2 separate regions of the Mus musculus genome follow, and region 1 is linked to region 2. The links are chromatin contacts, found by Hi-C or POLR2A ChIA-PET in ENCODE. All regions are on one chromosome and are shown on one strand. The core of a region is the stretch at or near the end of the contact, and the rest is flanking DNA. Distances in the headings are between cores, read along the strand shown.

Region 1 (2,848 bases), core at 324-2,823, 52 kb before region 2:
TTGAATTCTCAGCAACCACATGGTAATGGGATCCAGTGCCCTCTTCTGATGTGCCTGAAGACAGCCTCCCTGCACTCGTATACATACATACATAAATCTAATAAGGCAGATGATGCTGGTACATGGATTTAATCCACCCAGCAGAGGCAGGTGGATCTGAGTTTGAGACTAACCTTGTCTACAGGTTTCAGAACACCCAGAAATCCTGTCTCGGAAAACAGACAAACAGATGCTTGAAAAATACATCCAGGGACTAGGTACACGGCTCAGCAGTTAAGAGTACTGTCTGCTCTCTCCCTCCCAGAGGTCCTTCCCAGCAACCACATGGTGGCTCACAACCATCTGTAATGAGTCCTGTAATGCCTTCTGGTGTGTCTGAATACAGTGTACTTATATATAATAAACACGTAAATCTTTATAAGAAGAAAAAAAAAGGAAAGTACAACCAAGCTCTTTAAGCCGACAGTGACTTTAGAGCTGAGAAGTGCATTAAAGGGGGTTGGGGACCTAAGAAACACCCAGCACGAGGAAGCATTCTGTACCCACCAGCTTAGTGGTTGTGGAACTTCAACTTTCTGTCCATCTACTTCCAGGTCCTCCAACTCCTTAAAGTACTTGTTCTTCAAGCAATGGAGAATCTCTTTGGCATGGCTATGGAAAAAAAAAAAAAAGCAAGTTTCACAGTCATCTAAGAAGGTGAGTTGGTAAGATTTAATAGCTTTAAGATTGCCAAGTGTTTTAAACGTAAAACCAGTTCTGAGAAGACGTTCCATAAGCGCTCCGGGGTGTGCAGACTTTTTAACACCTAGGCCCTGTTAACATCTAAGAAAGCAACACCATCAATTTTCTAACTCCCTCCAGTTCACTGTTCTGTTGGACACACCTTACAAATAAGGTAAAAGCAATACTGCATTTTGTCACAGCTTCAGTTTTTAATTGCCACGAGTCTTGCGGACAACGTACTTTGACGTGCAAGAGAGGCAAAGATTCCTGCTGCTCTGATGGTCCCCCATAGGACCCAAGTCTTTCCCGGGTCGCGTTTTCTATTCATATTCTAATGTCCCACCGAGGACGTTCCTGTGCACTACAGCCCCCAAGTCCACACCTCAGAAAAGACACAGCAAACGTACCTTTTGTACCCAGTGATTCTCAGTGTGGCTGGGAGAGGTTCTCGGAGTGACTCCATGAATTGGTCCCATTCTCCCTCTGGCACGATCTTGAGTTCCTGATAGTAGTGCTCGAAGAGCTTGTTCTCCTTTACGATCTCGGGATAGCCACCTTCCCAGCCCTGCCAGGAAAGCGACAGGTGAGCAAGCTCCGACCGACACCCGCGAACCCGGCCCACGAGCAAGCTCCGCACGCGCGAGCCCACCAGACACCCCTCTCGTCCCCGCGCCTACCGCCTGGCCTCGCTTTCTGCCGCCGTCGCTGGCGTCTTCCTCGCCCTCAGGCTGCGGCGGCTGCTGGAACCGCCGGCCCCGCGCCCGCCGCCCCATGGCCCACGCGGCTGCACACGCGGAGCGCACACAGCGACCCACCAAACCGCACGCACGCTGCACTTCCGGCTGCATCCCGAGGACCCCGCGGCTGGGTCCTAGCAGAGGCAGTCAAAAAATATGCCTGAAAGACACAACATGCTCCCGCCGAGAACTCACGCAAAAAAAAGGGTGGTATTCCTATAGAGAACGTGTTTCCTCAAATCAACCTTAAACGCCACTGAGCGTGAATCTCCCCGTCTTACACAGAGACTCAGGCACCTGCATGGACGACCTGATCGTAGCGCGTGCGCAGAGAGTCATGGAGTGTTGTCCGATCTGTCGCTGTCCGGGTTAGACTGTGGAGGGGCGTGGTTGCAAGTTAGGCGGGGCGGAGCGAGAGTCTGTTTCGAGCGAAGAGGCGGGGTCTTTGCTGTGTAGGCGGGACTTTGTGGGTGATGCGAGGCTCTGGTGCTCCGCTGTGGCGCTGAGGGGGCGGAGCTCCGGCAGAACTTTTCGCGAGCCAAAGGAGCTCTCAGCCAATGTGTGTAGCGCTCCAAGATCGGGCGGGGCTCTGAGGAGCGGGGCTCGAGACTAAGGCGCCCTCCCCCCGAAGAGGCGTGGCTCCCTGTGTGGGCGGGGTTTTACCCAATCGTTCTCTCGTTTGGATTACGGGCGGGAGGGTATCTTCTGGTGGTGCTAGCCTGTGCTCCTGTCTCCGCCCGAGCAGGTGGCTCGCCCCTCCCCTGGGCAGGTACACCCTGCTGGAGCGCTGGCCCTTGTGGGCTGCTCTGCGCCCTCCTCCTGAGCTTATATGTGGCTCCACTTGGACATCCGAGCATGGAGCACGCTGCTCGACCTCAGCTATGGAGTTGGATGAGTTGCGCCTACTGGATGCGCTAGTCTACCTGGAGGGTTTCCTGGCTTTCGTGGCCTTCGTGGGGCTCCAGATGGTGGGCTCTTCCTACGGCCGCTACTCCTCGCAGTGGTCCGGCCGCCGAGTGCCCGCGCGACCTGCCTGGTTCCTACAGGAGCTGCCTTCAATGGCCTGGCCGCTGTACGAGTGCATCCGTCCTGCAGCCGCCCGACTGGGCAACCTGCCTAACCGCGTCCTGCTAGCTATGTTTCTGATCCACTACGTGCAAAGGTAATGGTCTTCCCTCCTGCGCTTGCTCCCGAGGACCCGCGGCTCAGAGACTTAATTCCGAAATACAAAGGATTGTCTAGAAAGGGAGGTAGAAAGGACCGCACAGAAGCGGTGGAAGTTCGTGTCTGGTCAGGGATAGTGGCACAGTGGTCCGGATTTCTTCCCTGCCCATCTGCAGACTCCGCCCTAAGGAGTATCTGCGATGCCATCCAAGCTGCATTTCTAC
Region 2 (2,989 bases), core at 229-2,728:
AAGAGATGGCTCAGTGGTTAAGAGCACTGACTGATCTTCCAAAGGTCCTGAGTTCAATTCCCAGCATCCGCATGGTGGCACACAACCATCTGTAATGAGATCTGATGCCCTCTTCTGGTATATCTGAAGACAGCTATAGTGTACTCATATACATAAAATAAATAAATAAATCTTTAAAAGAAAAAAAAAGGAAATACTTAAAAGCATAAATTTGAATCGGACTTGGGCTCCTACAAACCAACAAGACTTCGGAACTTATATTTACAGAACAACCAGTACGTAAATGTCTAGAGAAACTTTACTGAAAATCAGCCATGGAAGCCAGTGAGACGGCTCAGCAGGCAGAGGTGATTGACATCAGCCTGACAACCTGAGTTCCAACCCCAGGACAACACATGGCAGAAGAAGAGAACCAATTCCTACAAGTTCTCTTCTGATCTCCATATGTATACAGTGGCAACCAAGTGCCTTGTCATACCCCAACCCATGCACAATAAATAGTGAATGCAGTAAAGGAGAAGAAGAAGAAGAAGAAGAAGAAGAAGAAGAAGAAGAAGAAGAAGAAGAAGAAGAAGAAGAAGAAGAAGAAGAAGAAGAAGAAGAAGAAGAAGAGGGAGGAGGAGGAGGAGGAGGAAAGTAGAAAGGAGAATAAAGAAAACCTTAGCTTGCTTATTTATTTATTTATTTATTTATTTATTTATTTATTTATTTATTTATTTACTTAGAGACTGGGTATTGGGTCTTTCTCTGTAGTCCAGACTGGTCAATAATTTACAATTTTTCTACCTCAGCCTCCAAAGCAGCGGGGAAAACAGGCATGTGCTACCATGATCAGCTAAGAAAGCCACTTAAATGCTGTTATTATATACGTATGTCTGTATGATGTGTATGTTTCAGAACCTCTCATTTGTCAAAGTCAGATGATAGCTTTTGGAAGTCTTTTCTCTCATCCCACTGTGCATCTGGGGGTTGAATTCACATCATCAGGGTTGTGTGGTGAGCGCCTTTGCCTTCTGAACCCAGAGAAACATATTTTAAATTTAAATTTTGTTTTGAGACTGGCTCTCAATAGCCATTAAGACTAGACTGTAAATCTCTTGGTAGACAAGGCTGGCCTCCAACTCGCACATCCCTGTGCACGCAGCAAATGTCAAGTGTGCTGGTCTACAGTATCAGAGGCCACACTGGTCCTCTGCAGAGCAAGCATTTTAGTGTTTGATCCAGACTCACCATTGGAACTGAGGTACCACTTGGATTTAAGATAGAGATCATCAAGGAAAGGACAAATGATAAGTTTGGTGACAAAGGCTATGGAATGGCCAAAATGAAGTTCTGAATAGTTAGCAGCTGGTCCTACCACATTGTCATCCACTGGAGAACCCAAGAAAGAAAGCAGAACTCAGGCACTGGACGCTGTTTATGGCTGAACAGATTGCCGGTCTCCACGAGGCTTAGTACTGACTGTGTTTCTTTCCTTTCACATGCCCTGCCTGCCCTGACTTGTCCACTCATAAAGTTTCTCACTGTGCCAGGAGCACTGCTAGGATTGGAGAGTGTAAGAGGGAGCTGGGCAGATAAGCCCTGTGTGCTCCGAGCCCCGAGCACCAGGGGAGAACGCTGCCATCGAGTGTTTACACAGATAAGGGTCTTGCAAAGTGGCTACACACGCATTTTGTAAGGCCTTTCTCCCACAGGGCCAGCATGTATTTAGCAGGGCAGATGTACAGGGGACAAGAGTAATGCCCAGCCTTCTGAGAACTAGACAATGGCTTTGAAGCGAGGCTAATCTTTGGAAATAATAGTGCTACTGTTTGAGTGCTGAGAGAGAGAGAGAGAGAGAGAGAGAGAGAGAGAGAGAGAGAGAGAGAGAGAGAGAGGCTTGTGTTGTGCACGTGGAAAATGTGGATTGGCCTAAATCCCACAGTGGGTCCCGCTGGCCGCGGACTCACTGTGCGATTCTTGTTCAGAGCCTCACGATAGCAACTGGAATACACACAGCCAGCAACTGGGAGACCACACGTGCTGCTCCTGGCACTGCTGTGTGTGCTGGCTCAATGGAAAGGGACAAGTGGATGTCTTCAAATTTTTACTTCCATCTAAATTAAGAAAGCAGAAGTAATAGGGCAGTCAGGGGTGGCTTGCAGAGAATCCCGAGCATTTCTGGCGCCTTTGAGCCGCTCATTCTTTCTCTGTAACTTGAACAGAACTACATTCACATTTAACTTACCCATAGGGTCTTCTCAGAAGTCATGTGGGGGAAGGAGTTGCAGAGACAAAGTTTAGAGCTAAGACGAAAGGATGGACCATCCAGAGACTGCCTCACCTGGGGGTCCGTCCCATAATCAGCCACCAAATGCAGACACTATTGCATACGTCAGCAAGATTTTGCTGAAAGGACCCTGATATAGCTGTCTCCTGTGAGGCTTTCCCAGTGCCTGGCAAATATAGAAGGGGATGCTCACAGTCATCTATAGGATGGAACACAGGGTCCCCAATGAAGGAGCTAGAGAAAGCACCCAAGGAGCCGGAGGGTTCTGCGACGCTATAGGTGGAACAACAATATGAACTAATCAGTACCCCCAGAGCTTCTGTCTCTTGCTGCATATGTATCAGAAGATGGCCTAGTCAGCCATCATTGGGAAGAGAGGACCCTTGGTATTACAAACTTTATATGCCCCAGTACAGGGGAAAGCCAGGGCCAAGAAGTGGGAGTGAGTGGGTAGGGGAGCGGGGGAGGGGGGAGGGTATAGGGGATTTTTGGGATAGCATTTGAAATGTAAATGAAGAAAATATCCAAGAAAAGAAAAAAGAAAAAAAAAAAAAGAAGCCATGAAGTCATGTGGGGTACGGGCTTCCATAAACTCAATCATGTGGTCCCACTAGCAGCCATCTGTCCTCATTTGGCCTCATTACTGGGCATCAGTCCAGTGCCTGGTATGTGCTGTGCAGAAAACTCTCTGGAAAATGCCCTTACCGTCTCTTCTAATTT

The links. Hi-C counts contacts between places; a loop is a spot of excess contacts on that map. ChIA-PET counts read pairs that join two places held with the same protein, here RNA polymerase II (POLR2A).
Region 1: a map of left cerebral cortex shows a loop between it and region 2 (2.9-fold over the local background). The contact joins the promoter of Nsun2 here to the enhancer-like site in region 2. A Hi-C loop is called at or near these places in 18 of 37 maps with a recorded cell type or tissue (CH12.LX, Patski, T-helper 1 cell and 5 more). POLR2A ChIA-PET finds 5 or more read pairs at or near these places in 4 of 5 experiments (Patski and embryonic stem cell).

What each region holds. Positions count from the first base shown.
Region 1 is chr13:69,610,741-69,613,588 of GRCm38, reverse strand. Nsun2 (NOL1/NOP2/Sun domain family member 2) reads right to left here and starts at 1,573. Exons shown (of 19, transcript NM_145354.5): 1 at 1,401-1,573; 2 at 1,131-1,288; 3 at 547-651. The coding sequence starts at 1,496. It overlaps Srd5a1 (steroid 5 alpha-reductase 1), which reads left to right and starts at 2,126. Exons shown (of 5, transcript NM_175283.3): 1 at 2,126-2,622. The coding sequence starts at 2,342.
Region 2 is chr13:69,558,422-69,561,410 of GRCm38, reverse strand. No RefSeq gene overlaps it. Among named protein-coding and RNA genes, the nearest start is that of A530095I07Rik, 16 kb to the right of the region's middle. Within about 2 kb of position 1,478, at least 1 of the 3 ENCODE cell types and tissues checked has a DNase peak (open chromatin) inside an H3K27ac peak, as active enhancers do; it is left cerebral cortex, where a contact is called at or near this core.